Regions from separate parts of the Homo sapiens genome. Here regions 1 and 3 are each linked to region 2. Evidence: chromatin loops called from intact Hi-C (ENCODE). Cell type or tissue: IMR-90. All regions are shown on one strand. Links, peaks and the distances in the headings refer to the core of each region. The heading gives the core; the rest is flanking DNA.

Region 1 (10,838 bases), core at 3,246-8,245, 160 kb before region 2:
GGTACTGTAGTTACCAAGAAAAGATCTTTGACTAAGTGTTTAGGAGTAAAGGGGTATCATGTCTGTAAGTTACTCTTAAATGGTAAAAAACAGTATGTATAAAAAGAGGGAATAAAGTAAATGTGATTAAATGTTAATGTTTGAGGATTAAGGGTTAAGGATATTCAGAAGTTCTTTGTTCTATTCTTGCATTTCTCTACATCGGAAATTAACTCAAAATAAAAAGCTCTGCAGGTGGCTCATGCCTGCAATTCTAGCACTTTGGGAGGCCAAGGCAGATTGCTTGGGCCCAGGAGTTCGAGACCAGCCTGGGCAACATGGCAAAACCCTGTCTCTACAAATATATAAAAATTAACTGGGTGTGGTGGTGCATGCCTGTAGTCCCAACTACTCGAGAGGATGAGGCGGGAAGATCACTTGAGCCAGGGAAGCAGAGGTCGCACAGTGAGCTAAGATCATTCCACACTGCACTCCAGCCTGGGTGACAGAGTAAAGCCCTTTCTCAAAAATAATAATAAAAAATTAATTAAAAGCTCAGATTGAGGAAAGTTAGTGAGTTTAGAAACTTAGAAAACAATAGATACTCCACCATAAGGACAGAAACACCTACAATTTACAAAGTACTCTGAGATATTATCCATTTTGAACTCACAACCCTGAAACATAGCACTGGTATTATTCCCCTTTGACAGTTAAAGAGATTGAGGATCAGAAAGTCCTAATGACTTGTCAGATGGTACAAGGCTGTGGTAAGGCTGACCCAAAACTCAGTTTGCTACATCTACCCACCCAAATCCTACTCTTCTTTTAAGGCTTAATTACTAGTCCCTTCATGATTCTTTCCAATCCAAACAAACCTCATCCTTGACCTCTAATTAAACAATACTCATTTTCTAATTATTTTATTTTATTTGAGACAGCATCTCGCTCTGTCACCCAGGCTGGAGTGCAATGGCTCGATCTCGGCTCACTGCCACCTCCGCCTCCCTGGTTCAAGTGATTCTCCTGCCTACTTGTACAATACTCCTGAGCAGCTGGGACTACAGGTACCTGCCACCACACCCAGGTAATTTTTGAAATTTTTAGTAGAGACAAGATTTCACCATGTTGGACAGGCTGGTCTCAAACTCCTGACGTCAGGTGATTCACCTGTCTCGGCCTCCTAAAGTGCTGGGATTACAGGCGTGAGCCACTGCGCCCAGACATTTTCTAATTATTTTAGATGTTAATCTCACTCTTCCAAATAGGACTAATTACTGCTCTGGAGACAAAAAACAGTCCTACTTGTACAATACTCCCTGTCACTGGGCACTCTAATTAGATTCCAATTCCTGCTTCCTTGCCTTTACTAACACTGTAACACCAACACCACTGCCAAAAATGCACTCTTTTAATTCTTACTCTTATCCATATGTTACTTTTCCTTTAAGGACCAGTTCAATTCCAATCTATTCAAACAAGCATTTCCTAGGCAGCATAGCATGCAGTGAAGACCCCTGGGTCCAAATGTCAAATAGAAGTGGTCTTAAACCTCAATTCCACCATCTACGTGTGTAACCTTAAGCAATTTATTTTATTTCTCTGAAGCCTTCATCATCTAATTTATGAGACGTCTCAAACTGTACCTCCCTCAATGGGTGGTTGTGAAGATTTAATTGGGTAATGCAGATGAAGTACTTAACAGATGCATGTAAAAAGTGTACAGTGGGACTAGGTGTGGTGGCTCATACCTGTAATCCCAGTGCTTTGGAAGGCCAAGGTGGTAGGATCACTTGAGGCCAGGAGTTTGAGACAAACCTGGGCAACACAGCAAGACCCTGTCTCTACAAAAATTAAAAAATTAGCCAGGTACAGTGGCACATGCCTGTAGTCCCAGCTCCTCAGGAGGCTGAAGCACGAGGATCACCTGAGCCCAAGAATTCAATGCTACAGTGAGCCACGATCACGCCACTGTATTCCAGCCTAGGCAACAGAGCAAGACCATGTCCCCCAAAAAATAAATAAATAAAATGTAAAAAGTGTACACTAATTGCTAGCCATGAGAGACTAGGCACAAAGCACTGCACTAAGCTAAGGTTAGGATGCAAAGAAGGTTGCAACCAAAGGAGGAAGTGCATACAGTAGAAAATAAAACTGAATACATAAAAACAATTATTATTGTACAATGCAGAATTAGGTGGACGCAAAACCAACAGCTAAAGGTCCCAGATTGCAAACCAGAGCAAATCAGGTACCAGGTACCAAAAGAGAACCAAGGTATCAAAAGATAAATCTATAGGCCAATAACCCTTATGAATACAAACATAAAACTCCTCAACAAAAGACTAACAAACCAAATCTAGCAACAAACAGGACTACACAAAGTGGATTTATCCCAGATATGCAAGGGTGGTTTAACATGAAAATCAACGAAATACACCATGTTAATAGAATGAAGGACAAAGCTACATGATGATTTCAAGAGACACAGAAAAAGCATCTGACAAAATCCAGTATCCTTTTACAAGACAAAAACACTCAAAACAGGAATAAAAGAAAACTTCCTTAACCTGATAAAGGCCCACAGCTCACAACATACATAATGATAAAGACTGCATACTTTTCCTCAAGATTAGGAACAAGACAAGGATGTCTGATCTTGCCACTTCCTATTCGACACTGAGCTCGAGGTTCCAGTCAGAAAAAAGAGAGTGCGTGTGTGAGTAAGCATGCACGAAAATTGGAAAAGAAGATGTAAAACTGTCTCTATTCACAGATGACAGGCTCTTGTACACAGAAAGTCCTAATGAATCCAGATACATAAAGACTACTGGAACTAATGAACATGTTCAGCACAGCCGCAGAACACAGTATCAACATACAAAAATCAATTGGCTGACACACGCTACAATATGGACAAATCTTGAGGACACTATGCTAAGTGAAATAAGCCAGTCACAAAAGGACAAACACTCTATGACTCCACTAATGAGGTATCTAGAATAATCAAATGCATACAGACAGAAGGTGGAATTGTGGCTGCCAAGAGCTGAAGGCAATAGGGAGTTATGATTTAACGGGTACAGAGTTTCCATTTTACAAGATGAAGAGTTGCAGAGGTGGATGGTGGTGATGGCTGCACAACAATGTGAATGGACAATGCCACCAAACTACATCATTTAAAATGGATAAGATGGTAAATTTTACGTGTTTCACAATTTTTAAAAAACTTTAAAAAAAATCTACTGTATTTCTATACAGTAGCAGTGGACAACCCAAAAAGTAAATCAAGAAAACAATTCCACCTACAATAGCATCAAAAAGTTTTAGGAATAAATTCCACAAAAGAAGCATGATTACACACTGAAAACTACACAACATCTTTGAAAACAATTAAAGACCTAAATAAATAGAAAAAGATTCCATGTTCGTGAACTGGAAGACTTAATATTATAAAATGCAATACTGTCCACACTGGCCTACATATTCAACACTGTTCCTATCAAAATCTCAGCTGCCTTTTTGCTGAAATTGACAAGCTGATCCAAAAATTCACATAGAAATGCAACCAGAATAGTCAATGCAATCTTTAAAAAAATTTTTTTTTAATAATTAGTCTCTGGTTATCCAGCCAATGCAATCTTGAAGGAAGGCTCATACTGATTCCAAACTTATTACAACAAAGCTGAAGTAATCAAGACAGTGTGGAAGTGGCATAATGATGAACACATAGTATCAACAGAATAGAATTGAGAGTCCAGAAATAATTCTTCATTTTATGATCAAGTGACCTTCAACAGGGTGCCAAGATGAAAGTCTTTTCAACAAATGAAGCTGGAATTACTGGATAGTTACATAACAAGAATGACATTGGAGCCCTCATGCCATATGCAAAACTTAACTCAAAATGAATTACAGAACTAAACATTAAGAACTAAAACTATAAAATTATTAGAATACAAGTAAATCTTTGTGACCTTGGATTTGTTGCCAACAACACAAGTAACAGAAAAAAATACTGGTAAACTAGATTTACAAAATTTTAAATTTTTGTGCTCAAGGGACTTCATCAAGAAAGTGAAAAGAGGCTGCATGCGGTGGCTCATGCCTGTAATCCTAGCACTTTGGGAGGCAGAGGCGGGTGGATCATTTGAGGTCAGGAGTTCAAGGCTGGCCTGGCCAACATGGTGAAATTCTGTCTCTATTAAAAATACAAAAATTAGTTGGGCATAGTAGTGGGTGCCTGTAATCCCAGCTACTCAGGAGGCTGAGGGAGGAGAAACGCTTGAACCTGGCAGGTGGAGTTTGCAGTGAGCTGAGATCATGCCACTGCACTCCAGCCTGGGCGACAGAGCAAGACTCTGTCTCAAAAAAAAAAAAAAAAAAGTGAAAGGAAAAGCCACAAAATAGGAAAAAATACCTGTAAATCATATATCTAATAAGGGACTTGTATCTAAGCTATATAAAGACCTTTTTCAATGACAAAAAATATCACCTAATTTAAAGATGGGAGAAGAATCTGAATGGCCACTTCTCAGATCAGATATACGAATGGCCAATAAGGACATGAAAAGATGCTAATCATCATTAGCCATTAGGAAAATGTAAATCAAAACCATAATGAGATACCACTTTACATCTATTAGGATGGCTAAAATCAGAAACAAGAACCCTAACAAATGCTGGCAATGGAAAGGATGTGGAGAACCTAGTGCCTCCATACATTGCTGATGAGAATGTAGAACTGTGCAGCTGCTTTGCAAACAGTCGGGCAGTTCCTCAAAAAGTTAAACAGAGCCTGAGCAACACAGTGAAACCCCATCTCTACAAAATATAGAAAAAATTAGCCAGGCGTGGTGGCATGCACCTGCAGTCCCAGCTACCTGGGAGGCAGTGGTGAGAGGATGGCTTGAGCCTGGAAGGTGGGAGGTTGCAGTGAGCTGAGATTGCACCACTGAACGTCAGCCTGGGCAACAGAGGGAGTCCGTCTCAAAAACAAAACAAAACAACACAAACAAAAGTTAAACAAAGTTACCATATAACCCAGCAATTCCACCCCTAGGTATATAACCAATAGAATTGAAAATATATGTCCACACAAACATTTGTACATGAATGTTCATAGCAATATTATTCATAATAGCCCCAAAGTTAGAACAGCCCAAATGCCCATTAACTGATGAACGGACAAACAAAATGGGCAATAGCCATACAATGAAATTTATTTGCCCATAAAAAGGAATAAAGGATATATGCGACATGATGGACGAACCTTGAAAACACTACACTAAATAAGACAAGTCACGTACAAAAGTATCATATAGTATGATTCCACTTAAACGAAAATAGGTAAGTCCATAGAGTTATAATAGAAAGTAGATTAGTGGTTGCCAGAGGCTGGGTGGAAGGGACAAATGGGGAGTGGCTGCTATTATGGGGTTTTTGGGTGAAGGGGTGAAAATTCTAGAATTAGACAGTGGTGCTGATTGCACAACTCTGTGAATATACTAAAAACCATTAAATCATACACTTTGTGGACTTTAAAAGGGTGAATTTTATCATATGGGAATTTTATCTGAATAAAGCTGTTATTTAAAAGTTGAGAGAAACTGAAAGGTACATTCAGAGAAGGAAGAGTTAGGGACAGGGCAAAAGGTGGAAGGGACAGTGCTAAATTGATAAGCTGAGCAAAAAACAAGAGTCTGGGCTTTAATTCCAGAGTCACTGGGAAGGAGCCAACAAAGGTTTCTAAGAAATAGTGACTGACAGGCCTCAGAAACGTGGCTCGAGGACGATTAACCTGCAGCAGTGTAGAGAATGCACATTTTATGACCCTATCTTTGTAAGATTTTCACTATATGCCTCACATTGCAAAGAGATTCACAAGTGGAATAACATATAAAACATATTTCTCTTACATCAGTTATACAGTCAATTATCAAGGAATAAATGATATTTAAAAGGACATTTAAAATCAGCACACACTTAACTACCATTCTCTCCCGTCTGTGCACACATGTTTTAGGGAAACTTCAAAAGAATGGGAGAAAGAAGGGACCAAAGTCAACAAAACACAGACGTCATAACTCTAAAAATATTCAATATTATTGCAGCAAACTGCTCAATAAGTGCTCCCTGACTGAAAACCACTAATAAGAACAGCAAAACAACTGAGTTGGCTTAATCTTGTTTGTTATTATACAAAATCCAATCAGTCACTGTTTGCAGAAAATATCTTGTAAGGTTCAAAGTATAAAATTCTTCAACCAGGTTTCAATCTGTTTTGAACATTCCATTTGAAACGGGAAGTCAGCTGAGTCATCATCACATAATATACTACTGCTAAAAATTCAAAATGCTTTTCCCTAGTTACAAGAGTGGAAATGCTAGGATTTCTCCTTCATAGCCAACTCAAACACACAGAGTATGCAAATCATTTTTAAAATAAGACATCTTAAATAGGAAATTTAAACTATATTTATTTTCATGGGTGGCTTTTTTTTAAGATGGAAAGAAGCTATGCCTTAGTCGAATATTACTTCCTTTTGAATCTCAAACATCTTCCTCTTATTGATACTATTCAGCTCCTCTGACAACCTCCTCATAAAGAAGCAGTTTCTTAATCTTTGAGGAGTAATGACCCTTTGAGATCTAATGAGCACTAAAGACCATATCTGCTTTTGTTGTGGGGTTTTATTTTTATTTTTATTATTTTATTTTGGCATACATTCAATTTTGCAAACCACTTCATAACACCTGTGGTCCCTCTGTGGCATCGGGATGAGAACCCTTGGTCTGGTGGCACCGTGCCACTCTAATTTCAATGGGGCATTCTTTTAAGAAAGCGTATTACAAGCCCAGCCCCAATGTTTCATTTTCCTACCAGGGTTATCAGTTCATCACTGGTCAAAGCTGAAAACAAGCAACTTTTATGTCCCACAGTAAGGGAGCTACCTTTGGCATAAATCTTCATAAAAGCAGTAATCATTATGGCTGATCGATTTAAATACAAAGACCTGTAATTACTGTAACCTCAAATATTTAAAATTACATCTCGGTTTAAACCAATTGTTTGGCATTTCCTAAAATGAAAGAAACACCAAGTCAGTGTAGAAGTAAGAATATTGGATAACCTTTCGGTTAATTTACTTCAAAATGCTGTGGGGAGGGAATACTGAAGACAAACACATCATCACCTATGGGATACTCCTGCCAAAAAGGGTCAACCTGAACCTAATCATACAGACAAGACCCAAAAAATGCAAATTTCAGTCTGCAAAAACAACTAGACTGGACTATTTCAAAATGTCATTGTCAAGAGAGAAGCAGAAAAGGGCAGGAAAATGCTCCTAATGTAAGAGAAACTTCAGACACAACTAAATGCAACCCAGGATACAGCAATTGAGTGAAAGAACAAATACAACTTTAAAAAAAATTTTGAGAAAATTGGGAAAATCTGAATAGGGACCAGACAGAATTGTAAAGTTAAACTTCCTGTGGGTGATCATTTGATTGCTGTCAGGTAGAATGCCCTTATTCTGTGAGATACCTACTGCCATACTTTGGTGTGCAATGTCACGATAGAACAAATGTGGCAAAATATTAATAATCACTAAAACTAGGTAAAGAGATACAGGTATTAGTTGCAACATTTTTCCAATTTTGCTTAAGGTTAGAATGATTGATTATTTATTTGAGACAGAGTTTTGCTTTTGTGCCCAGGCTAGGCTGGAGTGCAATGGCGCAATTTCGGCTCACTGCAACCCTCGCCTCCCAGGTTCAAGCGATTCTCCTCCCTCACCCTCACAAGTAGCTGGGATTACAGGCATGTGCCACCACACCAGGCTAATTTTGGTATTTTTAGTAAAGATGGGGTTTCACCATGTTGGTCAGGCTGGTGTTGAACTCCTGACCTCCAGTGATCTGCCCACCTCGGCCTCCCAAAGTGCTGGGATTACAGGCATGAGCCACTGTGCCCGGCCAATTTTTTAAAATTTTAAAATGAGATAGGGATTTCTGTTTTTTCAGTGAGAGATTTATCATGCATCAGCCTGAACAGAATACATATAACGCATACCATTTTAGTCTTTCCAATCATGGGCAATACTTTTGCAGTTGTCATTAAAATTGTAAATATGTTTTGCAATTTATACTTTCAGACATTTCAGATGCCAAAAATCAAAAGAGCTTACAGAATGGTATTCTTTTGATGTTTATATTCAAATTTTCCACAGAGGGTTGTTACACATTTTTAAATTAAGTTTACAGATTGTGATTAATTTATCCTATCAAGTGATTTACCACCTAATTGCCAAATTAAGCTGGAAAAAAAGCATATTGGGTTGGTACATTAAAAATGAGCAAAAACCACAATTAACTTTCGCACCAACCTATAGCAATATGCATGTGTTGGCCTGCAAACCGTATCACAGCAAAGCAAAAGAAAAGCTTAACAAAATCAGATTTTCTTTCTTTTTTTTCAGACAAAGGTTGATGAATTGCATGAGTGGGATCCACCTTAGCTACGGAGACCTAATGCCTTGGGGTTTTACTCCTGCTGTCCTAGTCATTTCTTTTCTTTCTTTCGAAACAGAGTTTCACTCTGTTGCCCAGGCTGGAGCGCAGTGGCACAATCTCGGCTCACTGCAACCTCCACCTCCCAGGTTCAGATTCTCCTGCCTCAGCCTCCCAAGTAGCTGGGATTACAGGCACATGCCATCACACCCAGCTAATTTTTGTACTTTTAGTAGAGACGGGGTCTCACCATGTTGGCCAAGCTGGTCTTGAATTCCTGACCTCAAATGATCCACGTGCCTCAGTCTCCCAAAGTGCTGGGATTACCCGTGTGAGCCACTGCACCTGGCCAGTCCTAGTCATTTCTAATATAGCATTTGTCCCACGCAAAAGCATCTCAGATAAGTGTCCCAGTTTAGATGCAACATTATATGGTATATAGCACTTTTAACAACTTTTGTTATATGATGACATACAGTTGGTTTATGGGGGGACAAATCAGTATAACGTGAAGTTAACTTCTACTTTAAACAAAACACATTTAGTACATGATAGTAAAGTCATCACTAGAATGAACATAACATATTGAGATAACTGCTTTTACTCTTTTAGAATAAAAAAGGAGAAACCAAAATTATATTTTATCTATTGTGCAATATAAAATAAAATACTGCACATGGGAGGAATACTAGAATTAGAGTCAAAAGGCCTGTTTAAATCCCAGCTGGGTCACTTGACAGAGAATATAAACTTGCGTAAGTTACTGAATCTGTTTCAACCACAGCTTTCTCACTTGAGAAATGAAGAAGTCAGAATGCTGGCTGATCTCTATCTAAAGTCATAGTCCAGCTCTAAATATTCAATGATTCTATGATTCTGGCCTCCAAAATATTTTTTCAGACTAGACCAGCTGAGTTCTACTGGTCTAGACCAGTACTGGTAGATTTTTTTTTTACAACTGCAAAATGTAACTTAGCATCTTCTCTCCCCAAACTCCTATTTCTGCTCTGACTTGTTCTGTTCAGAGGTTGGGTCAAACTCTCATTCACCCATGATGAAGATTCCTATGTATTTTTGACTCCTCTGACACCTAATCAGCTGTCAAATCCCAGATTCTTAACTTCCTCAGTATCTTATACACTCATCTTTTTTTTCCTTTCTCTCTCTTTTTGCTTTGAGACAGGGTTGCACTCTGTTTCCCAGGCTGGAATGCAGTGGCACAAACTCAGCTCACTGAAGCCTCAAACTGCTGGGCTCAAGCAAACCTCCCACCTCAGCCTCCCAAGTAGCTGGGACTACAGGTGCACACCACCACACCCAGCTAATTTTTTAAAATTCTTTTGTAGAGGCAGAGTCTTATCATGTTGCACAGGCTGGTCTCAAACTCCTGGGCTCAATCCTCCTGCCTTGGCCTCCCAAAGTGCTGGGATTACAGGCGTTAGCCACTGGGTCCAGCCTCACTCACCTCTTTTTGCCACCACTTCAATTCAGGCCTCCATCGCTTCTTGCCTAGATCGCTAGTTTTCTCCCATAAATACACCTGGTTAGTAATCCCAGACCAGAAGATTATTCTATCACATCAGTACGCAACAAAAAGCATGCAATAGCTCCCATACCTAAAAATTTATGCACAAGTTCCTCAACCTGACATTCAAGAACCTCTATATCTGGCCTTAACCAGTTTGCTACAAATACCTTATATAACCTGAACTACCCACTGCAATATCAAAATCTCCTGTACTTTCTGGATTTTTGTGTCCTTACTTCTGTTGTTGTTCTTACAATGCCCTTTTATCTGCCTTTCAAAACTGATTCCATTCTTCAAAGTTCAGTTCTAATGGTAATCGCCCTCATGTAGATATTATGGCTCCCATGATACTAACATAATGTGACAATTTTAATGGCCAACTGTGAATTTTAAAAGACAGTTTACCTATGATAGTAAACTAAATTTATTATTTGTGCCAATGTTGTTTAACTGGCACTGGCTACCAGGCACACTGTCTTGAGGATTTGCAGCTTAGCAGAGGAAAAGGAGAATGGCAACACATCTTTGACATTCAGAAACCAGGGCTTCCAAATTGAGGATCTACATAATAGGGTCTAGGCTTCCATGTTATTAAAAGATTTTTTTTTCTTTTTTCAGACAGAGTTTCACTCTGTCAAGTAGGCTGGAGTGCAGTGGCACAATCTCGGCTCTCCGCTCCCAGGGTTCAAGTAATTCTCCTGACTCAGCCTCCCGGGTAGCTGGGAATACAGGCGCATGCCACCACGCCCAACTAATTTTTGTATTTTTAGTAAAAATGAGGTTTCACTATGTTGGCCAGGCTGGTCTCGAACTCCTG
Region 2 (10,838 bases), core at 2,361-7,360:
CAGCCTAGAAATTTACAGCGTCTTGGGGAAATCTTTGATGTTCTACAGGTTCAATTTTTGCTAAATCTGGCTTGGCAAGCCCCCTGCTGACATTTTAACATGACTGTTAATGACACGGAGTAGGACAGAAATTCCAGCGAAGCATGGTGGATCGAATATTCTTCCTTCCTTCTCCAGAGTGCACTGTAATGATAATAAAAGGTCAAACAAGGCACAAACAGGGAGAGCAGAAGAGGAAATAATCGCAACACATTTTTGAAAGGTGAAATTCATGTGAACAAGGGGTAAGCTGACCAGAAAACCAGAGGTCTGAATCAGAAGCCTAAAAACCAGATGACTCATAACCTAGAAGCCTAAAGTGAATCAGAATATGCAGGCAAGAGAGAACTCTAGGCTGGGTGCGGTGGTTCACGCCTGTAATCCCAGCACTTTGGGAGGCCAAGGCGGGTGGATCATGAGGTCAGGACTTCAATACCAACCTGGCCAAGACGGTGAAACCCCATCTCTACTAAAAATACAAAAATTAGCCAGGTGTGATGCCACACGCCTGTAATTCCAGCCACTCGGGAGGCTGAGGCACAAGAATCGCTTGAACCTGGGAGGTGGAGGTTGCAGTGAGCCGAGATCATGCCATTGTACTCCAGCCTGGGCGACAGAGTGAGATTCCGTCTCAAAAAAAAAAAAAAAATTAGTGGGGCGTGGTGGCACACACTTGTAATCCCAGCTACTCAGGAGGCTGCGGTGGGAGAATCGCTTGAACGCAGGAGGCGAAGGTTGCAGTGAGCCAAGATCATGCCATTGCACTCCAGCCTGGGGGACAAGAGCAAAACTCCGTCTCAAAAAATAAAAAATAATAAAAAAAGAACACTGAAAGCCAGAATGCAGATAGGTCCAAAGGGTTAACACAAAGCAGCACACCTTGGCAGAAGTTAGAGGCTTACTCTCTGGAGAGGTTCAACTAGAGCAGTGGTTCTCAACCTTGGCTGCACATTGGAGTCACCTGGAGAGATTTTAAAAGACTGATGTTCAGACCACCCCACCAGATGTATTAAAGTAAAAACTCTGGGTAAGGTATACAGCCTTCAGTATGTCTTAAAGCTCTCTAAGTAGTCCAAAATATGCAGCCCTTTTGGGTACCAAAGAATAGAAGGACTCTGGACTTGAGGACATCAAGTGGATAGGGGTGCTGTACTGGAAAGAGCAGGATGGAGTCTGTCTATATATACTGAATGGAAGCTTACTTGGCTCCAAAAAATTCCTGGTAGCTGGATTTGTAATTATACTATAGTTTTTCATCCCCATTCTAAAGAGTGGAGGATTCCCCTCTGGAAGAAACTAACCACAAGAAAAAATGCCGGGAAGATCCTCAGTGAAGTGGTACACTCAGATCACTCTATAATAGAACTCTCTTGTCATATCTCACAAATTTCTAACTTGAAGAGCAGAAGAAAACCTCAACAAAATGAATATCTTTACAAGTCCTATTATAGCCATGAAAAAGAATAGAATGTTATGAAAAGGGGAACAATCAGGAAATAAAAAAATAGAACCCTGAGAAATTGTAAATATGGGCCAGACGTGGTGGCTTACACCTGTAATCCCAGCATTTTGGGAGGCTGAGGCGAGTGGATCACCTGAGGTCAGGAGCTCGAGACCAGCCTGGCCAACATGGTGAAACCCTGCCTTTACTAAAAAATACAAAAATTAGCTTGGTGCAGTGGCAGGCGCCTGTAATCCCAGCTACTCGGGAGTCTGAGGCAGGAGAATCGCTTGAACCCAGGAGGCAGAGGTTGCAGTGAACCAAGATTGTACCATTGCACTCCAGCCTTGGAGACAGAGTAAAATTCCATCTCAAAAAAAAAAAAAAAAGAAAGAAAGAAAAGAAAGAAAGAAAAGAAAAAGAAAAAAAGAAATTGTAAATATGCCAGCAGAAGTAAAGAACTGAAGTGTTGAGGAAACGTCACAACAAAAAATATGAGTGGAGGGTGGGCGCACTGGTTCACGCCTGTAATCCCAGCACTTTGGAAGGCTGAAGCAGGTGGATCACTTGAGCCCACGAGTTTGAGACCAGCCTGGGCAACATGGAGAGACCCTACTTCTACAAAAAATAAAAAATTAGCCAGGTGTGGTGCGTGTGCCTGTGGTCCCAGTTATTCAGGAGGCTGAGGCGGGAAGGTCGCTTGAGCCCAGGAGGTCAAGGCTGCAGTGAGCTATGACTGCACTCCAACCTGGTCAAACAAAACAAAACAAAACACAAGAATGGAAAATAGTAGAGGATCAGTCCAGAAAATCTAATATCAAAATAATGAGTCCCAAAAAAAGAAAGCAGAAAAAAATGGAATGGAGAGTATTATCCCACAAGTAATAAAATAATGTTTCCAAGAAAATCATAAAAGACATAATTTCATGAAAGACATGAAAGAAAGGGCTCATAGAGCACTTGGCAAAGTATATTTTAAAAGGGTCGCAACGTCATCATCACAACATTGGATTTTCTAAATGTACCTAGGTTAAAAGGAAGTTACCAAAGAATCCTGGGAGGGGAAAATATTGCAAAAATTGCATATAAATGGATTAGGAGTCAGAATGGCTTGAACGCCTGGTTAGCAATGCCAGAAGCAGGATTATGATAGAGAAATGCCTCCAGGTATGAATGCAAATGATTTCCAGTGCAGAATTCTATGCCCAACCAAACCATAAATCAAGTGTCGGGGTAGAGTAAGAACATTTGTGACATTTTAGGCTCTGAAAAATTTTACCTCCCAGGTACCCTTCCGCAGTAACTTACTAGAGCACATGTCCTCCACCTCAAATGAGGAAGCAAACCTAGGAAGAGAAAGACACAGGATGGAAGGCAAAGATCTAATGCAGAAGAGAGGGCGAGGGGAAGACCCAGGAGCAGGCAGTTTTGGGGTACGTCTAGAGGGCAACCAATCTTTGTTGTTGTTGCCGAGACAAAGTCTCACTCTGTTGCCAGGCTGGAGTGCAGTGGCACGATCTCGGCTCACCGCAACACCTGCCTCCCGGGTTCAAGCGATTCTCCTGCCTCAGCCTCCCAAGTAGCTGGGACTACAGGCGTGCGCCACCACCCCCAGCGAATTTTTGTATTTTTAGTAAAGACAGGCTTTTACCATGTTGGCCAGGATAGTCTCAATCTGACCTCAACTGATCGGCCCATGTTGGCCTCTCAAAGTGCTGGGGTTATAGGCATGAGCCACTGTGCCCAGCCATTTTTTTTTTTTTCGAGATGGATTCTCTCATTCTTGTCACCCAGGCTGGAGTGCAGTGGTGTGATCTCTGCTCACTGCAACCTCCACCTCGCAGGTTCAAGCAATTCTCCAGCCTCAGCCTCCTGAGTAGCTGGGATTACAAGGTGCGTGCCACCACGTCTGGCTAATTTTTGTATTATTGGTAGAGACAGGGTTCCACCATGCTGGCCAGGCTGGTCTCAAACTCCTGACCTCAATTGATCCTCCCACCTCGGCCTCCCAAAGTGCTGGGATTATAGGCATGAGCCACTGGGCCTGGCCCCAATTTTTATTAGATAGGTAGAAAGAAGGTTCTGGAGGGGAATATCCCAAGAAAAAGGGTAAAACTGATGAACACTTATTTGAATATCCTGGGAGGAGGTTTGTTTCCAGTGAGCCATAGAAAATCAAACTTTTGAAACGGGAGTTGATATTAATTCCAGGAAAAACAACATTTTACATGAAAGCAATCCTACTATACCAAGTGACTCAATGTGGAACTGTTTATATAGATATATAATAATGTATACCACCATTTTTATTTAATCCAAATGGTAAAACTTTTATTGAGAGGGTGGGAGAGGGTAGAGGTGTATGTGTGTGGGTGTTGCTAAAGTCAATTGTGGCTCATACTTGAGACTGAAAAATCAAGTAATAGGAGGAGTGTGTTATTTACATATAACATTCTTCTTTTCTTTTTTAAAGAAAGAACTAGCAGAGTTGAAATGGCCTGTAAAGAATTAGTCAGCATATAATTAATTAGAGTAGGAGAATGAAGTTTTTGTTGTAAGTCTTTTTTTTTTTTTTTTTTTTTGAGATGGAGTTTCGCTCTTGTTGCTCAGGCTGGAGTGCAATGGTGTGATCTTGGCTCACTGCAACCTCCGCCTCCCGGGTTCAAGTGATTCTCCTGCCTCAGCCTCCTGAGTAGCTGGGATTACAGGCGTGCACCACCATGCTCGGCTAATTTTTTGTATTTTTAGTAGAGACGGGGTTTCACCATGGCCAGGCTGGTCTTGAACTTCTGACCTCAGATGATCTGCCCACCGCGACTTCCAGAGTGCTGGGATTACAGGCGTGAGCCATCACACCCGGCCTGTTGTAAGTCCTGAAGAACTTTATGACTTTTTAAACAATGTACAACTTTGTGAGAAAAATTAAATTCTTAAAGCCTGCAAAATTGAGAATGTATTATGATCTGGGCAAATTTAATGAAAATGCTAACTACCACAGACATATCCTGGTAGAAAAGTCAATATCGGTGGGGGGAGGGGGAAGATGGAGAATCACACTGGTTTTGGACTTAAAGGTAACTCTAAATGCCTGAAGGCACCAGAATTTTGTTTTGTTGGCATTTCTGTTTTATTGTTAGTGGCTTTTTTTTTTTTTTTGACAGGGTCGCACTATGTCACCCAAGCTGGAGTGCAGTGGCTCACCGCAATCTCCAGCTCCGGGGTTGGAGTGATTCTCAGCCTCCCTAGTAGCTGAGATTACAGGTGTGCACCACCATGCCCATCTAATTTTTTTTTTTTTTTTTTTTTTGTATTTTTAGTAGAGATGGGGTTTCACCATGTTGGCCAGGCTCGTCTTGAACTCCTGGCCTCAAGTGATCCACCCGCCTCAGCCTCTCAAAGTGCTAGGATTACAGGCATGAGCCACCGCACCCGGCTGCTAGTGGCATTTAAAATTTTCAGATGTTTATTTGTGTAATAATTGAGATTGTAATTTTAAAAAATTGCAGAGGGGGAAACAGTTGCTAGTTTAAAGAACAAGCAGCTTCTTCTGCCCTCTAATGGCATAATTCATCCTTGGTTCAGAAAAATAATGGCTAATTTCAGTTTCAGAGATGAAGAAACTATGAAGTAGAACAGAAAAGAAGGGACGATGGTGTGCACAGGAAGATGAGAGGATGTGATGTGTTCTCAGAAAATAGGCAGAAATGTCACAAAATGTATAAAGATTGAGACTGTACCATAATGAGAAGCTCTGAAGAGAAAAATCAGCACAAGAGACATCAGAAAATTAAAAAGGAGCAAATCAGGATAAACCAGATCTCATATAACCATTATCAAAAATATCGGGGAAGCTCCTGGGCTTCCAGTTGACTGGCCAGTTGAAATAATAAACTCTTAACCTATCAAAAAATGGTCATCCTAGAAGATGGGAAGAATATAATCCAGGAATGTAATATGATAGGTCAAAACACACAATTATCAACATTTTATTTTGGTACCAAAATTTATACAAAAGAATATTTTAAATCCTAAATATATAAAATTTTGGATAAACAATATTTAGTCTAGAATTTTAAGATGTGATTTTTTTTTCTCCAAGTGGTTAACCAGTTCACTCAAAGCTTATTGAAAAACCTATCCTTTTTCACATTTACTTATGCTCAAACTGTTGTGTATTATATTTGGGCCAATTTATGGTGTTGTATTCAATTCCACTGACTTGTCTGCCTCTTCTGGCACCAGTGCCATAATGTTTTGAAAATTGCATATTTTCCCCCTTCAGCCCCCATAATAGCCAGGGGAATGAGGGCTGCGTGATCCGGCCTCCTTCCTGGCAACAAGACCAGCTATAACAAATCTGTCTCTGGACAGAATCTTCTTCCATCCCCGTCAACATGGTAGCCTACGCTTCAGGTTTCCTTTGTGCAATTTTCATCATATTCAAAGTGACTTCAAAGGAAATTAACTTCATTTGCTCCATGGCCCATCCCTGTTTCTTCAGATGATGGTGTGTTCCTAATACCCAAGATCTTCTATTCAAGCTTTCCAAGAGGCCATCTGCCTTCTCAAGGAGAGAACTGTCAGTTGTCTTTATTTCGCCTTCTCTCCATTAACAACAAAAAACTTTTAAGATGTGGTGCTATGGCAGAAATGCCATATTTTTAGCTATGTCTGCCCCTTCTGTCTTTTCCTGAGTTTCTAGCACTAATACAGTTTTCCCTGGCTTCATTTTTCATATTTGTGTTTATTGGTTTTAGTTTTTAGGATACAAAAAGAAATCAGTCTACCAGCTTTATATATCATTAAGCTAGGTAAAAACATATTTTAACAATTATCAAAATTTTGTTAATGGGCCAGGTGTGGTGGCTTATCCCTGTAACCCCAGCACTTTGGGAGGCCCAGGCAGGAGGATTTCTTGAGGCCAAGAGTTTGAGACCAGCCTGGGCAACACAGCAAGACCTATCTCTACAAAAAAAAAAAAAAATTATTTTTAATTAGCCAGGTGTGGTGGCACACACCTGTAGTTTCAGCTACTCATAAGGCTGAGGTGGGAAGATTGCTTGAGTCCAGGAGGTTGGGGAAGCAGTGAGCTATGATTGTGCCACTGCACTCCAGCCTGGGCAACAGAGAGAGAGAGAGACTCTGTTTCTAAACAAAAAAAAAAAACAACCCCCCCAACCCCGCCAAAAATTATTAAGGTTCCAGTTGTTTCTACCAAAGAAGATTTTAAATTCTAAATGTATGTCCATTCTCATATGAAAATCTTACCACAGAGACTTTAAAAATAGAAACCTAAATTGAAAACATTCACACTGGCCAAACCAACTTCATAGTAAATTACAAAAGAGCCACATTTCAAGCAAAGTGGAAAAGCAAGATTCACGCTGGTGTTGGCTTTAATATGAGATCACTGTTCACCCTTCATTAAATTTAATAAAAGGTAAAGTGCATAAAGGAATTAGCAATAGTTATTTTTAAAAAGTCCTTTTAACATGATCCTAAAAATAATCTCAAAGGCTTTTATCAAAGAGGAGCCTTGATAAGCTGTTTATACTTTAGATCCATACTGAAAGAATTTGCCTGAAGTCTTTGAATGTTCCTATTAATCCTATTTCTTTCAGATCCGTATGCTGAAGTTATTCACATACAGCAGCTTCATGGTACACTTTCTCCAGGATTTAAGTAGGTGACCTTAAGTCTATTCTTTCCTGACCATTCCAATTCTCAAAATTAAAAATGTTTGTGGAAAAATTTAATGTCAAAGGATGTGTTTATGACATAAAGAAAATGCAGGGTACACGCTCGCTCTCTATATTTTATATATACACGCATATACATACGTATATATATACATACTATATATAGGAGGCTTTTTTCTAGTTAAAAATAAGACAACTGCTGAAGCTAAAGTAAATGAGCAGTGGTATAAAAACTCTCAGAAAGGACATGTTTCAAATCAGAGGTTTTGTTCTATGTCTAGCTTTATACAGTAAGAACAGCATTCATTAAAGGCGCTGAAAGACAGGGAAAGTGGACAAGTACACGGAGACACTTGCGCAGACTGGGATGAATAAACTATTACGTTTATTAAGTAGCTTTTTGCTCCTCTGAAATCCTGGCTTAAATATTTTGGAGCAGGTTTCGCTCCCTTCATTTGCCATGCTGACACTAGCAAAGGAGTGATTTTTAAGCTCCTGATTTTAACACTCTGGAGTATTCTTGGCACACAGAAACACCTAGGTCCTTGAAGGATACTACTTTTCAAACCTGCAGTAGGCCAAAAATTAATCCCTCCCTTGAGAAACGGACATGTCACCGGTTGTCTGTGAAGTCTGCTCTTATTACTAGCTTCTACACATATTTCTTTAGGCCAGTGTGTGGGTAAGAATTAACTTGCTTGGCAAAACACAATCTCAAAGTTTAAAACAAGGTAATTTCATTATTTCAAACATTTGTTACTATGTGCAAGGCATGGTTTGGCTTCCGGAATATAAACTAGACTTTTTGTGGAAGTCATGCTCAGTCCAGTGAGTGAGATAACCAAACACAGCCCACAGAAAACAATTTGGAAGGTGTTACTACAGCATATCCAGGGATGCTACCGCACCTCAGGCACGTATGGGGGCGGGCGGGCACTGTGAGGGAATAATTCCAAAACAGCAACTTTTTTTTTTTTTGAGACGGAGTCTCGCTCTGTCACCCAGGCTGGAGTGCAGTGGCGCGATCTCAGCTCACTGCAAGCTCTGCCTCCCTGGTTCATGCCATTCTCCTGCCTCCCGAGTAGCTGGGACTACAGGCGCCCACCACCACACCCGGCTAATTTTTGTATTTTTAGTAGAGACGGGGTTTCTTCGTGTTAGCCAGGATGGTCTCGATCTCCTGACCTCATGATCCGCCCGCCTCGGCCTCCCAAAGCGCTGGGATTACAGGCGTGAGCCACCGCGCCTGGTAACAGCAACCTAACTCTTGAACAATGAGCAGGAAATTATGAAGCAGGCAAAGGAGGAAGGAAATTCCAGCCAGATGAAACAGCTGAGTGCAAAAGATAGGGAGACATGACATGGTTTTTTGGGGATCTGCAAGAGGTGGAGTCTTACTTGCTGGCTTACTCTTCCACATAGTAGGGGCGAGTTGGATTAGTTAGGAGCTGGCTTGAATATCCAAGGCTGGACTGAGCCTTCACTGGCAGTGGACTTTCCTGCTTAACACAAGACATCAAGTACAACTGGAATTTTTAAGGATTAAATGAAGTCCAAGCACCTGGCACAGTGCCTTGCAAATAAGTTACTTCTTAAATTGTCTTCAAAGACTAGTTTTGTTAAGCAGTGTTCAGCACCTTAATCCGGGTTTGAAGGTTAGCTGTTTGGGTGCAGCAAGGTGAGTAAGGAGCAGCAGGTTATGGGCATGTTAGCGTGTGGCTGAAACAACAGGGCATAGGATACTAGTGAAGGGAAAGAGTAGAAAGAAGAGAGACTGGGGGATGAGTTGAAACTTCAGCCCCAAATAAGACCAACAAAGGATGGAGCTGGAAGACCAAGTCGTGGATGAAACATTAGAGCTTAACTCCAGTGTTTCTCCAAGAGAGGAATTGCCACAGGTGCTGAGTAACTAGAAAATTATCATAGGAGTGGACTGCACTTAAAGAAAAGGTCAGTTTAGCTTAAGGAACAACGAGCTTAGGTAATGAAACTGACCTCGGATGATGGAATGTATGATAAAAAAAGTTCTGGGTGCCAGATCCTATGAACGTGAGAGATCTAATCCAGATTTTTGGTCCAGATTAGCAAGAATTAACAGTAAATCTAGCTGGATTATTTTAAAGTCAAAATGGCAGTGTGTGTTGTGTGTGGGGTGGGGTAGAGTTGGAATGGTTAGGCCAGACATCCCATCCCGTGCAACAGGGGTGTCTGGGAATAAACAAATGTAATCTAAGCATCACAACGAAAGGAGGGCCCTTCAGAAGAAAGTTAATTTGATTCAGAGGCAGCATTTCCCTAATTCAGTTCTGAACAGCTTTCATGATCTTTACAGTACTTGCCTGTCACCTATAGAAATATAACATTCTAAAATTTTAAAATCACTTAGTAAGTATTGCACTTAAAAAACACATTTAAAAAAAGTATGTCTGTATACCACTTAAAATCGATGACTGGCTGGCGCAGTGACTCACACCTATAATGCCAGCACTTTGGGAGGCCGAGGCAGGCAGATCACCCGAGGTCAGGAGTTCAAGATGAGCCTGGCCAACATGGTGAAACCCTGTCTCTACTGAAAATACAAAAACTAGCTGGGTGTGGTGGCCGGCACCTGTAACCCCAGCTATTTGGGATGCGGAGGCAGGAGAATCCACTTGAACCCAGGAGGCAGAGGTTGCAGTGAGCCGAGATCATGCCACTGCACTCCTGCCTGGGTAAGAGTGAGACTCCGGCTCTCCCTCTCCCTCTCTCTCCCTCTCCCTCTCCCCCCTCTCCCCTCCTCCCTCTCCCTCTCCTCCCTCTCCCCCTCCTCCCTCTCCTCCCTCTCCCTCTCCTCCCTCTCCCCCTCCTCCCTCCCCCTCCCTCTCCCTCTCCTCCCTCTCCCCCTCCTCCCTCCCCCTCCTCCCTCTCCCTCTCCTCCCTCTCCTCCCTCTCTCCCTCCTCCCTCTCCCTCTCTTTCCACGGTCTCCCTCTGATGCCGAGCCAAAGCTGGACTGTACTGCTGCCATCTCGGCTCACTGCAACCTCCCTGCCTGATTCTCCCGCCTCAGCCTGCCGAGTGCCTGCGATTGCAGGCGCACACCACCACGCCTGACTGGTTTTCGTATTTTTTTGGTGGAGACGGGGTTTCGCTGTGTTGGCCGGGCTGGTCTCCAGCTCCTAACCGTGAGTGATCTGCCCGCCTCGGCCTCCCGAGGTGCCGGGATTGCAGACGGAGTCTCGTTCACTCAGTGCTCAATGTTGCCCAGGCTGGAGTGCAGTGGTGTGATCTCAGCTAGCTACAACCTCCACCTCCCAGCCGCCTGCCTTGGCCTCCCAAAGTGCCGAGATTGCAGCCTGTGCCCGGCCGCCACCCTGTCTGGGAAGTGAGGAGCGTCTCTGCCTGGCCACCCATCCTCTGGGATGTGAGGAGCCCCTCTGTCCAGCTGCCCAGTCTGGGAAGTGAGGAGCGCCTCTTCCCGGCCGCCATCCTGTCTAGGAAGTGAGGAGCGTCTCTGCCTGGCCACCCATCGTCTGAGATGTGGGGAGCGCCTCTGCCCCGCCGCCCCGTCTGGGATGTGAGGAGCGCCTCTGCCCAGCTGCAACCCCGTCTGGGAGGTGAGGAGCGTCTCTTTCCGGCCGCCATCCCGTCTAGGAAGTGACGAGCGTCTCTGCCCGGTGGC
Region 3 (10,838 bases), core at 3,592-8,591, 190 kb before region 2:
CCTGACTGGTTTTTGCTGTTCTGCACCTCTCCGTTATTTTGTGGCTGTTGATTTGTTAAAGCACTGCTTTCTGACTGGCTGTTTAACACCTTAACAGCAGATCCAAGGTTTGCTGCTATAACAGGAAAATGCTGACCCCTCTTTAGAAGCTGTTTGTGTTCCTGGTGGCGAAATCGTGGAGGTACTTCACGAGGATACCGAGGCAAGGCCTGTGGCTGCTGCTGTGGCTGCTGCTGCTGCGGCTGCGGCTGTGGCTGCTGCTGTGGCTGCTGCTGCTGCGGCTGCTGCTGTTGCTGCTGCTGCTGTGGCTGCTGATTGTTGGCTGTAGCTCGCTTGGCATTATTATTAGTGCTGGTTGCTGTGGAAGTGCCGTTATTAGAGTTGGCAGGCTGAGGCTGGCTTACACTGGGCTTTATCTGTTCTGGCACTAATCCCAACAAAAGAAAAGGGGTGGAAAAGATTAGCCAGTAAAGTGTACCTCCAAAGTAAGCCATCTAAATTCAAAGGCACTAAGAAAAATAATCCTAAAAAAACAGAAGCTTTCTGTGAGCAGGGATATCCTCATTTACAGGCTCAAATTTTGTTAGGAGATGTCACTGCCAAGAGTCATATTTCACTTCTGCTACCTACCTACCCAATAAGGGCCCAGGGACCTTCGGCCAAGACAACAACTCATGTTCACTATCTCTTTTACCACATTACTCTCTGGTCAAAGACATCATCATCGGATCATTACAAAACCAGGGAACTCGCAATGACTCAAAGAACAAATGTGGCCAACCAATTTTCAGTAGTCCTAAGGGAATCCTCTATTCCTTGGCAACTGTTCTTATTCTGCCTCATTGTTAATGTGTTTGGTCTCTATTTTTCATCTTTGGAAGACAACACAAGAACAACACAAGGTTAGAAAACAACCTGCTGGTTTTCTTACAAAAAGGCTAAGTTAACAATGTCTGTATTTGCTAAAAATGTAATATCTGAATCATATAAGACAAACTCAGAACATGGAACTAAAGACAAAGATAACGTTATCTATGAGATGAATCAAAATGAGATAAATAATCTGGATGCTCTATCTTAAATCTGAAAAATAAATCGGAAACTGCAAATAGGGAAATTTTTGACTCATAAAAGAGTGGAAAGAAAGAAATAAAACGGATGGAAATGCCTTAAGCTAGTGTAAGTAAACCCAGTTGGAGAAGTACAGAGATGCATGGTGTATGAGCTTTTGGTGCCAGGTTTCAACCCCAGCCCTGCCTTTACAAGCTTTCTGTCTTTGGGCAAGTTGTATAAACCTAACTGAGCCTGCTGTTTTCTCGGTAAAATGGAGATAGTACCTACACCTTGCAGAGCTATCCTAAGGTTAAATGTCTTCATGTTTATAAAACACAGAACATAAGGCTATATAAACAGTGGCTATTCGTTAATGACTGACACAATACCACCTTATACTTTGGTAGCAGTTGAATGTTTCTATGAAATGCTGTAATGTATCCTCACAGATACCACTGTCAGATAAGTGAAGTGAAACACCCCCATGTTACTGGTGAGGGCACTCAGAGAAAAATCTCCATTCAAGGGTTAAGAGCTCCCACCCTGGAATTAAAACAGCCCACTATTCACCATCTGAGTTACCTCTGTGTCTTTCTCCTCCATAAAGTAGCAACAGTCTTGGTCAAGTGCCCAGTGTGTTGTAACCACTCAGTAAACAGAAGTGAAGTTATTACTGTGTCCAAAAGAAATCTTTATCAAATGCCTACAATATATATGACAATGTCATTAAAGCCTTGGTCACCTGAGTTTACAATAGCCACCAACTTCCTCTTCCACACTCTCAGCTCTAGCCTCCCTTCACCTAACAAACTGATCTCCCCATTTTCTTTCTTCTCTGAACATCTGGTAAATTTAGTCTATGTCATTTATACTTTTTTAATATAATATATGATCTTAGCCTCTTTTTTTTTTTCCATGTGACTTCCATTTTTCTAAAGTAATACAAATTGTAGTTCAGGAAGAATTACAGTGAATAATTACAAATATTCCATCTACTGTTTATAATCCTTTCCATTCTTGATGCTCACTGATGAGTCTCTTACTGATAATTGGGGCAAAGTGCTTTCTAGGCCTAATTATGGGTGAAAATTTTGTCTCCCAGACAATATAATGCTTCTAATATGTAACAATAACGTATATTCCTTCGTGTACCTCATGCAGTAATAAGCAGACACTGGCTATCAAAAACACTTCATGAAGACCATATGGCACTAGAATATTCTAAAGTACCTCTGAAACCTAAGGAAGATAAAGTACAGGCAGCCCTCCACATCCATGTGTGCCCCACCCACAGATTCAACCAACCATGGATCAAAAATACTAAGCAAACAAACAAACCAAAAATAAAAATATAAATAAAAACCAATGCAATTATTTACACAGCATTTACATTATATTTGGTATTGTAAGTAATCTAGAGATGATTCAAAGCATATAGAAGAATGTGTCTAGGTTATATGCAAATACTACACCATTTTATATAAGGGACTTGAACATCCATGAATTCTGGTATCTGTTGGGGGTCCCGGAACCAATGCATCACAGATACCAAGGGACAACTGTATATGTAACATTATGAGGAACATAAAAATGCTTACTCAGCTTTTACATGCTTAGTACTGGACTTAGTGTGGCATCTGGCAATTGAACATCAACTTAAGGTGGCAGCTACCTGCTGCTGTAATACAGGTTTGTTGCCACTTCATTACTTTAAAAATCTAAACATTAAAAAAAAAATTGTGACAGTTTTAGGTCCAAACAAAGTCTGTGAGAAAGGAGCAGGAAGATGCTTTTTATTTATCAAAGAACCAGAAGAAAACCTATATACAAAAACTGTGAATGATCTATATGAAGGCATGAACTCAAGTAACTGCTGTACTTCTGATCAGTAAAGTACCATGTGGAATACAAAGCTGAGATAGGTATTCATTTCCGGGGCCAGAAAGCTTCATTAAAACCAGTAAAGACATCAAGACAATGTAACTACTGATTATTACATGAAGCTAATCTGAAGTACAATCTTAGATACAAAATAAGACATAGAAGTAATGAGTGCAGAAGGAGTAAACAGTGAACGTAGGTGGGGGTTGCTAGGTAACAAATATCAATACTGACTAATACTGGCATGGTTTATGTGTAGTTAAAAATTTTAAGTTAACTATGTTCATAATCACCCAAACCACTGGAAGGGGGGAAAAAGGAAAATTAGAAAACTTCATCTATTCAACGGACATGGAAAATGGAATTTTAAAAAATTTCAAAATTCTGGTTAATGCAAACTAGGATGCTAAATAGAAGCCCCCAATTATCTGTGTCACAATAAATGTGAATGGGTTAAGTTCACTTGTTAAAAGATAAAGCCTCTTAAACTAAGAAAGGAAAAACAATATACTTCGCAAAAAGCACTCCTAAAACAAAACAATGCAGCAAGGTTAAAAAAAAAAGTAGAGAGGAAGATATACAACCAAGAAAGGCTAAGAAAATTAAAATGAAAACAATATTGATATCAGACAAAATTCAAAGAGAAAAGCATTATAAAGGATAAGACAAATTTCATATTCATAATAAAAAAAACAACTAAAAAGATATGAGCAATTAAGCACTTTCATATGCCAAGCCTCATAATACCAAAACATGCAAAATAAATGGAGACAGAGAAAACCGGAAAAAAGCAAAACCATGTATCTTGAAAACAGGTAACATCTTTTTGACAAATGCCCATGAAACAATCATAGGTTAACATGCATGCATGCATGTACACGCGTGCACAAACACACACACATGCATGCCATACAGCAGCAAAGAAAACATCAATAAACTGCAAAGGCTAGAAATAATACAGTGGATATTTCTGGATTACAATACAATGTCACTAAAATGATAAAACTAGCAAATAAAAATCTGCCTTAAATAAATTTCAACTGCATAACACAAATTTTGCAGCTAAAAACAGAAAAGAAAAAGAAGAAAAAAGTACATTTCAAGATGAAGAAGAAATAAACACTAAATTACAGGGTTACCAAGAAATTAATACTGGAAACACTGCATACAATACATTTTAAGATCCAGCTAAACCAGTGCACACAAAAAAATTCATAGCCTTATTTCCAACAAGAACATAATAATCCAACTCAAGAAGGGGGAAAACACCCGCACATACTAAAGTAAAGGAAATAGAAAGACGGAATTAGTAAATATAAAAGAGAGATCAATGACTTTTAAAGTAAATCTATATAATCCAAGGCATGCTTCTATGAAAAAGAATAGTTAAAACTTTATTAAAAAAATGAAAATGGAAAAAAATAACCTTCGGCAATTAATATATTTATGTTCAAATCTATAAATAGTTTGAAAAGCTGGAGGAGGGAGTAATTTAACACTGACTATAGAAGAGGCAGGAAATCTAAACAGATTAGCTAGTTTACATAGAAGAAATAAGACAAATTTATGAAAGTGTCCATCAGGATCAGATAATTTCCCTGATGAATACTACCATACTTTTTCTTTTTCACTAGTATATACTTGTTTTTGGAGACAAGAGTCTCGCTCAGGCTGGAGTGCTGTGGTGCAATCTTGGCTTACTGCAACCTCCACCTCCCTGGTTCAAGTGATTCTCATGCCTCAGCCTGAGGAGAAGCTGGGATTACAGGTGTGTGCCACCAGCCCCGGCTAATTTTTCTATTTTTAGTAGAGATGGGGTTTTGCCATTGGCCAGGCTGGTCTCGAACTCCTGATCTCAGGTGATCCTCCTGCCTTGGCCTCCCAAAGTGCTGGGAGCCACTGCACATGGCCTTTAATAGTGTTTTTTTTTTTAGGCAGGGTTTTGCACTTGTTTCCCAGGCTGGAGTGCAATGGCGCGATCTTGGATCTTGGCTCACTGCAACCTCTGTCTGCCTCCCGAAGTCTTGCAACAACAAGACCTTGTTTCAAAAAAAGAAAAAAGAAAAAGAAAAAGAAACACGTATCTCTAAATCTAATCGCATTTAAATTATTGGAGAGCACAGTAAAAGATGGAGCACCAACATAACACTGTTACCAATAAGTCAGGCTAAATTTTGGTCATCCCAAACAATGGGAATAAAAACAAGAGATATAAATAGCACTGGGAATGAAAAAGACACAAATTCAAACGTGGAGATTACCAAAAGACAAGAAAATACTATGTACAATCTATCCCAGTAAAACAAAACCCAACTAAATTGAACTATGTTATACAACAGGGGTTGGCAAGTTCTTTCTGTAAAGATGAGAGAGTAAATATTTTGGGCTTTGCAGACCACAGAATCTGTGACAACTACTCAACTCTGCCAGTGTAGCACCAGAGCAGTCATAGACAACAGGTAAATGCAAACAAATGGATGTGACTATATTTCGTAACACTGCATATGCAAAAACAGGCAGTGGGCCAGATTTCACTTGCAGACTGTAGTTTTCCAAACTCTGCTTTATCAAATATAATTTACCAAAATAGGCTCACAGAGGAATAGAAGGTCCTATAGTATAACAGCAGAAACTCTGAAAGGGTCTCCCAAGATTTATCCCTCCAAAACACACCAGGAATACAAAAACAAAAAAGCCAGGCACAGCAGCAGATGTCTGTAGTCCTGAGGCAGGAGGATCGCTTGAGCCAAAAAGTTCAAGTCAGGCATGGGCAATATGGTAAGGCCCCAACTCCTGAATAACATAACATAACATAACATAACATAACATAACATAACATAACAACATAACATAACATAACATAAAACATAACATAACATAACATAACATAACATAACATAACATAACATGCACCAGGCTCAGATAACTTTACAGGGGGCGTGTGTGGATGGGTGTGTATCCTCAAGAAACATGTAATATTAATCTTACCTAAACTGTCCCAGGACAAGAAGTATAGGTTCAAAAGACTGGATGGATTCAAATCTCAGCTCTGCAACTTACTAGCTATATGACCATGGGCAAGGCACTTAACCACACTGCCTCTGCTGACTCACATCTCGAATGTTTTGGTCTCAAGGTCCTTTATACTCTGAAACACTGAGAACTCCAAAAGGTTTCGTTTATGTGTGTTGTATATACATTTACCATAATAAAAGTTTAAACAAATATTTTAAGTGAGTTAAAAATAAATTTATTACATACGAACATACATACATTTAAAAAAAATTGTTCTATTTTCCATAACAAAATTAGTGAGAAGCATGGCACTGTTTAACATTTCTGTAAGTCTCTCTAACATCTGGCTTAACAGAAGGTAGGTGGATTATCACATATGCGCCTGCATCCAATTTGTTGTGGTATCCCACACTGTGTCACCTCTGGAAAACTCCACTATATACTCATAATAAAAGTGAAACAGGCAAATAAAGTCTTCCTGTTATTATGAAAATTGATTTGACCTCATGGATCTCATGAAAGAGTTTTGAGGAGCCTCCTAGGGATCCTGTCCTCAGGTAAACTTCGAGAACCATTGCTACAGAATATGCACACACGGGATGCAACTGAATATATGGTTCTGGAGTTCAAAAAAGTTTGGATTAAAAATATGGATTTAAGATTCAACATACAGGTGAGAAAAGAGTTGTAGAGGAAGAAATGACAAAACCTAAGAATGGGTTTAAGCAGCAGATAGAAGGAGGGAAGTAAAGGCAAGAATAAGTCATAACTGCCAGAGTGACGGGAGAGAAACTTCATTTTAGGTAATGGCTTAACTATCTATGTAGTTACTCAAGCAGGAATTTCTTCCTCAATTTCTCCCTACTCCCCTGTATCTAGTCAGTCAACAGGCCCAACAGAATACCTCAAATTCAAATGCATCCTGTGTCTCCAACGCCACTTCTTTGATTTAGGCCCTCAACAATTTACTCTCACAAAAACCTCCTAATGGGACTGCAGGCCTGGCTCAAGTCTTGATCCCTGCCCCACCCACTTTCACGCATCCCGAAATCTATCATCTACCTGCCCCAAGTTATCTGTATCATAAAACCACTTTTGGAACTCCTTTCTAAACTCCTTGGCATGGCCCCTCTCTACCTTTTTCCAGATTCATATCCTGCTATGTCCACACTCACTGCATTCTCTTCTACCACACCAAATACTTGCAATTCCCCAAAACGTATCACGTTCTTTCACGCTATTTCTTTTGCTCAAAATGCCTTGATACCTTTCTTGCAAATATTTTTGTCGTTTTTGCCTAGAAAACATCTAATTTCCCCCACCCCCAGACTGGGCGTATCTTAGAAGCATGTTATGTTATGACAACCAGATTGCCCTCCTCTATTCTGATGAAACTCTTACAAATCCCTTACAATGCAGTCAATGTGCTCTGTAAGTGCTGGTTTCTTATTTCTCCTTCACTTTATCACTAGCATTTCCTGAACCAAGCAAAGCAAATGCTGGTTGAATGAATAATCCAGGAATTGCCAAGCATACACAAAGTGACTGGATCTATGCAAAACAAGATAGAACAATACTGAGGATTAAACACTGTGGAATATCAATATTCAAGAGGTGCAATAATGAAGAACCAGTAAAGAAAAGAGAAAGAATGATCAAGAGGAAGAGTAAGTAAGAATGATGGTCACTGGTTAGTATGCTGCTGAATGCATCAATAGTTTTAAATAAATCTCTGCTCTAAAAAACACCTACAGCTGGCATGGAGAGAGCAGGACAAGACCAGCCACTGAGATCATTAATGTGAGAAGGTTCTCTAATTAGCCCTGAGACTGCCCTGGTCCATATCAAAAAAGATTTTAATGGAAAAGAGTTACATTTAGCTAGGATAAAACATAGATATCTAGTAAAGAGCTCTATTTTTAGGGTTTTTTTTTTTTTTTTTGGTCATACTGTGACCCCACCCATCTATTTCACAGTTTTAAAGAAATGGGAAAAAAAATTTTAACTGGTCCAAAAATGAACAAGTTAAACTTTTAAGAATGGAAAAATTATCTATTCAAAGAATTCACCCTACCTTTTCCTAGTCTGTGTTCCAAATCAGGACCCCCCACTTTGTGAAACAATGAAATGCACCAATAAGACAAATAAATTAATTTTTGCTAAGCTTTGCTATTCTACAAGCTTTCTTGATATTTCTTATATAAAAACATATCATTCTGTAAGTCTAAAACTGTTTTAAAAAATAGCCTCTTAATTGAAAAAAAATAGCAATTGTCTTATATTCACATGAAAACCCAAGAACAGACAATATAACCAAAGTTCTAAATATACCAAGTTCTAAATTTGTAATACCATTTTAATTAATACTTCTTTAAATGTTTAAAATACTTTATGTCACCTTAATAAACTGATTTCAGAAAATATTTAATGAACTTCACTTTGACTATCTACAAGTTTAACAGAAAGAAGTTAAATGTGGACCAGCCAACAATCATCTACCAATCCCCAAAACATCAATTTCCATGCCTTAATACCTCAAGCCCTTACATTATTCCTATCTGTCAAAGTCTACTATTTAACTTTGTATAATAGTTTTCACATTGGCTACTTTGTAAATCTTCTAAAACACTGGCAGAAATACAGTACACAAAACGCTGCTTTAACACATGATGTCACTTTAAGAGACTGGAGTGCTAAGTTGACCTCTAGAAAATATAACTTAGTAAACACCTATAAAATATACAGTGCATTTTAATACTTCTCTTGGCAAACTTTAAATTTACCTAAAATTGCTATTTCTATATGTGTCGTTATATAGGAAAACAAAAAACCATCAAGTTAAGCTCCTAAAAGACAAGATGGAGTGTACCAATGACAGCTCTTCAGTTAGAAAATGTTATTCTCAAGTAAGAGCAACAACAAAGGATTTTCCTAAGTATCTTTCATTGCAATTAAGATTTTTTTTTTTTTTTTTTTTTGAGACAGAGTCTCGCTCTGTCCCCCAGGCTAGAGTGCAGTGGCACGATCTTGGCTCACTGCAAGCTCCACCTCCCGGGTTCACGCCATTCTCCTGCCTCAGCCTCCCGAGTAGCTGGGACTACAGGCGCGCCCGCCACCACGCCTGGCTAATTTTTTGTGTTTTTAGTAGAGACGGGGTTTCACCGTGTTAGCCAGGATGGTCTCAATCTCCTGACCTCGTGGTCCGCCCGCCTCAGCCTCCCAAAGTGCTGGGATTACAGGCATGAGCCACCGCGCCCGGCCCAGGCACACTTTTTAAAAGAAAAAAATTCAGATTGCCTATTAATCTCTCTTCCATAACATAAAAGTACAGAATGGCTCTCTTCAAATTTGCTTATTAGAACTGTTTAGAAGCAAAAGATTCTTCAGCCTTACACTTACTAATCAGAATCCATATATTTAAAAACAAGTATCACATGGGGTTCTCATGTCTGAGTAAGTCTGGAAAACAGTTCTGGAAGACACTGTAGCAATCTCTAGAGAGCTTCAGCTTCCATTTGTGACTCAAAATTTAAAAATAAGAAAAAACATAAACATAATACCTGAACATTCAAGTAGAAGTTAGTTCCCACTGAGTTTTTAATTCCCTAAAGTTATATAATAAAGAAACTGTCATTAAATCACTGAAGATATAAATTAGTTAAGAAATACAGAATGGTTAGTTGATTTTTTAAATTAGGAAAAAAGTCCCAAATATACAGTATAAAAATAAACTTCAGCTAAATTAAACAATTAATACTATAAAATGCTAGAGATTTTAAAAGCTTTTGCAAAACATGGGCAAACTATTTTCTAAATCTGGAAAAATGGTATGTTTTCTCAGCATAGCAATTAGTCAAGAACTTTAAGAATAAAAAATAAATTTGATAAAATAGATAAAATACTGATGTGTATTTTTTCAAATGTGTATATTCCAATTTAAAAGGGAAACTGGAAAATACCTGTCCTTTAGAACAAATTAAAGGGATCCATTCTGTTCCTTCCCAACCCTCCTCACCTCGACTTTCCCTAATCTAAGGAAAGATATGTTTTAGTTTAAGGATACTAAATCTAATACAGAGAAGCATTCAACACACTAGAGTTTAGGACTGAAGTCCAAGCTAATAGTACAAATGTGATTTAATTGTGCTTTCCTCCTTCTGAACATGTATTTGCATCTTCAGCGTATGTATTCCCAATGGGGCACCTGGGATTAGGCAAAATTTAGATATTCTTGCCTCGTATCTCATCCTCAGAATGACTTCATATATACGATATGGTCCACAATGTGGGAAATATTTGCATCAAATACATCTGATGAAATGTTAATGAGTTTATTATACAAAGAGCTCAAGTAAACTGCTAAATAAAACTCTAGGTCCAAGAACTAAATGGGCAAATAGTAAGGATGGGAAATTCATAAAAAGAAAAAAGTGTGGCCGAGCACAGTGGCTCACGCCTGTAATCCCAGCACTTTGGGAGGCCGAGGCAGGTGGATCACTTGAGGTCAGGAGTTCGACACCAGCCTGGTCAACACAGTGAAACCCTGTCTCTACTGAAAGTACAAAAATTAGCTGGGTGTGGTGGCAGGCGCCTGTAATCCCAGCTACTCAGGAGGCTGAGGCAGGAGAATCGCTTGAACCTGGGAGGTGGAGGTTGCAGTGAGCTGAGATCGCGCCATTGCACTCCAGCGTGGGCGACAGAGTGAGACTACACGTCAAAAAAAAAAAAAAAAAAAAGATAAAAAGAAAAAAGTACAAGTGATTATGCATGGCAAACAAATAAATACAAGTCAAAGAAAAAAGACCAATTTTGGCCTGCCAAATTTATGAAGTTGATAGATCCCATCCTCATGTTTTAAGACCTATTCCTTGCACTGCACTGTGATTCAC

The links. Hi-C counts contacts between places; a loop is a spot of excess contacts. Peaks named below come from ENCODE experiments on the same cell type or tissue, not always from the same donor. Only the 100,000 strongest peaks of a DNase experiment are listed, where the experiment ranks them.
Region 1: a loop joins it to region 2, with 5 times the contacts of the local background. A loop is called at or near these places in 4 of 110 quality-filtered maps.
Region 3: a loop joins it to region 2, with 2.4 times the contacts of the local background. A loop is called at or near these places in 5 of 110 quality-filtered maps.

Annotation. Positions count from the first base shown.
Region 1 is chr16:24,733,006-24,743,843 of GRCh38, reverse strand. The region is part of intron 2 of TNRC6A (trinucleotide repeat containing adaptor 6A); the gene reads right to left. Among named protein-coding and RNA genes, the nearest start is that of TNRC6A, 8.8 kb to the right of the region's middle. In IMR-90, for the core only: no CTCF peak of the experiment used is centred there; a DNase peak (open chromatin) is centred at 6,323; H3K27ac peaks cover 1,454 bases.
Region 2 is chr16:24,575,050-24,585,887 of GRCh38, reverse strand. No RefSeq gene overlaps it. Among named protein-coding and RNA genes, the nearest start is that of RBBP6, 41 kb to the right of the region's middle. RefSeq lists an enhancer at 9,813-10,472. In IMR-90, for the core only: a CTCF peak has its summit at 5,038 (motif pointing left); a DNase peak (open chromatin) is centred at 5,007.
Region 3 is chr16:24,766,522-24,777,359 of GRCh38, reverse strand. TNRC6A (trinucleotide repeat containing adaptor 6A) reads right to left here. Exons shown (of 25, transcript NM_014494.4): 5 at 2-427. Among named protein-coding and RNA genes, the nearest start is that of TNRC6A, 42 kb to the right of the region's middle. In IMR-90, for the core only: no CTCF peak of the experiment used is centred there; DNase peaks (open chromatin) are centred at 6,049 and 7,389; H3K27ac peaks cover 299 bases.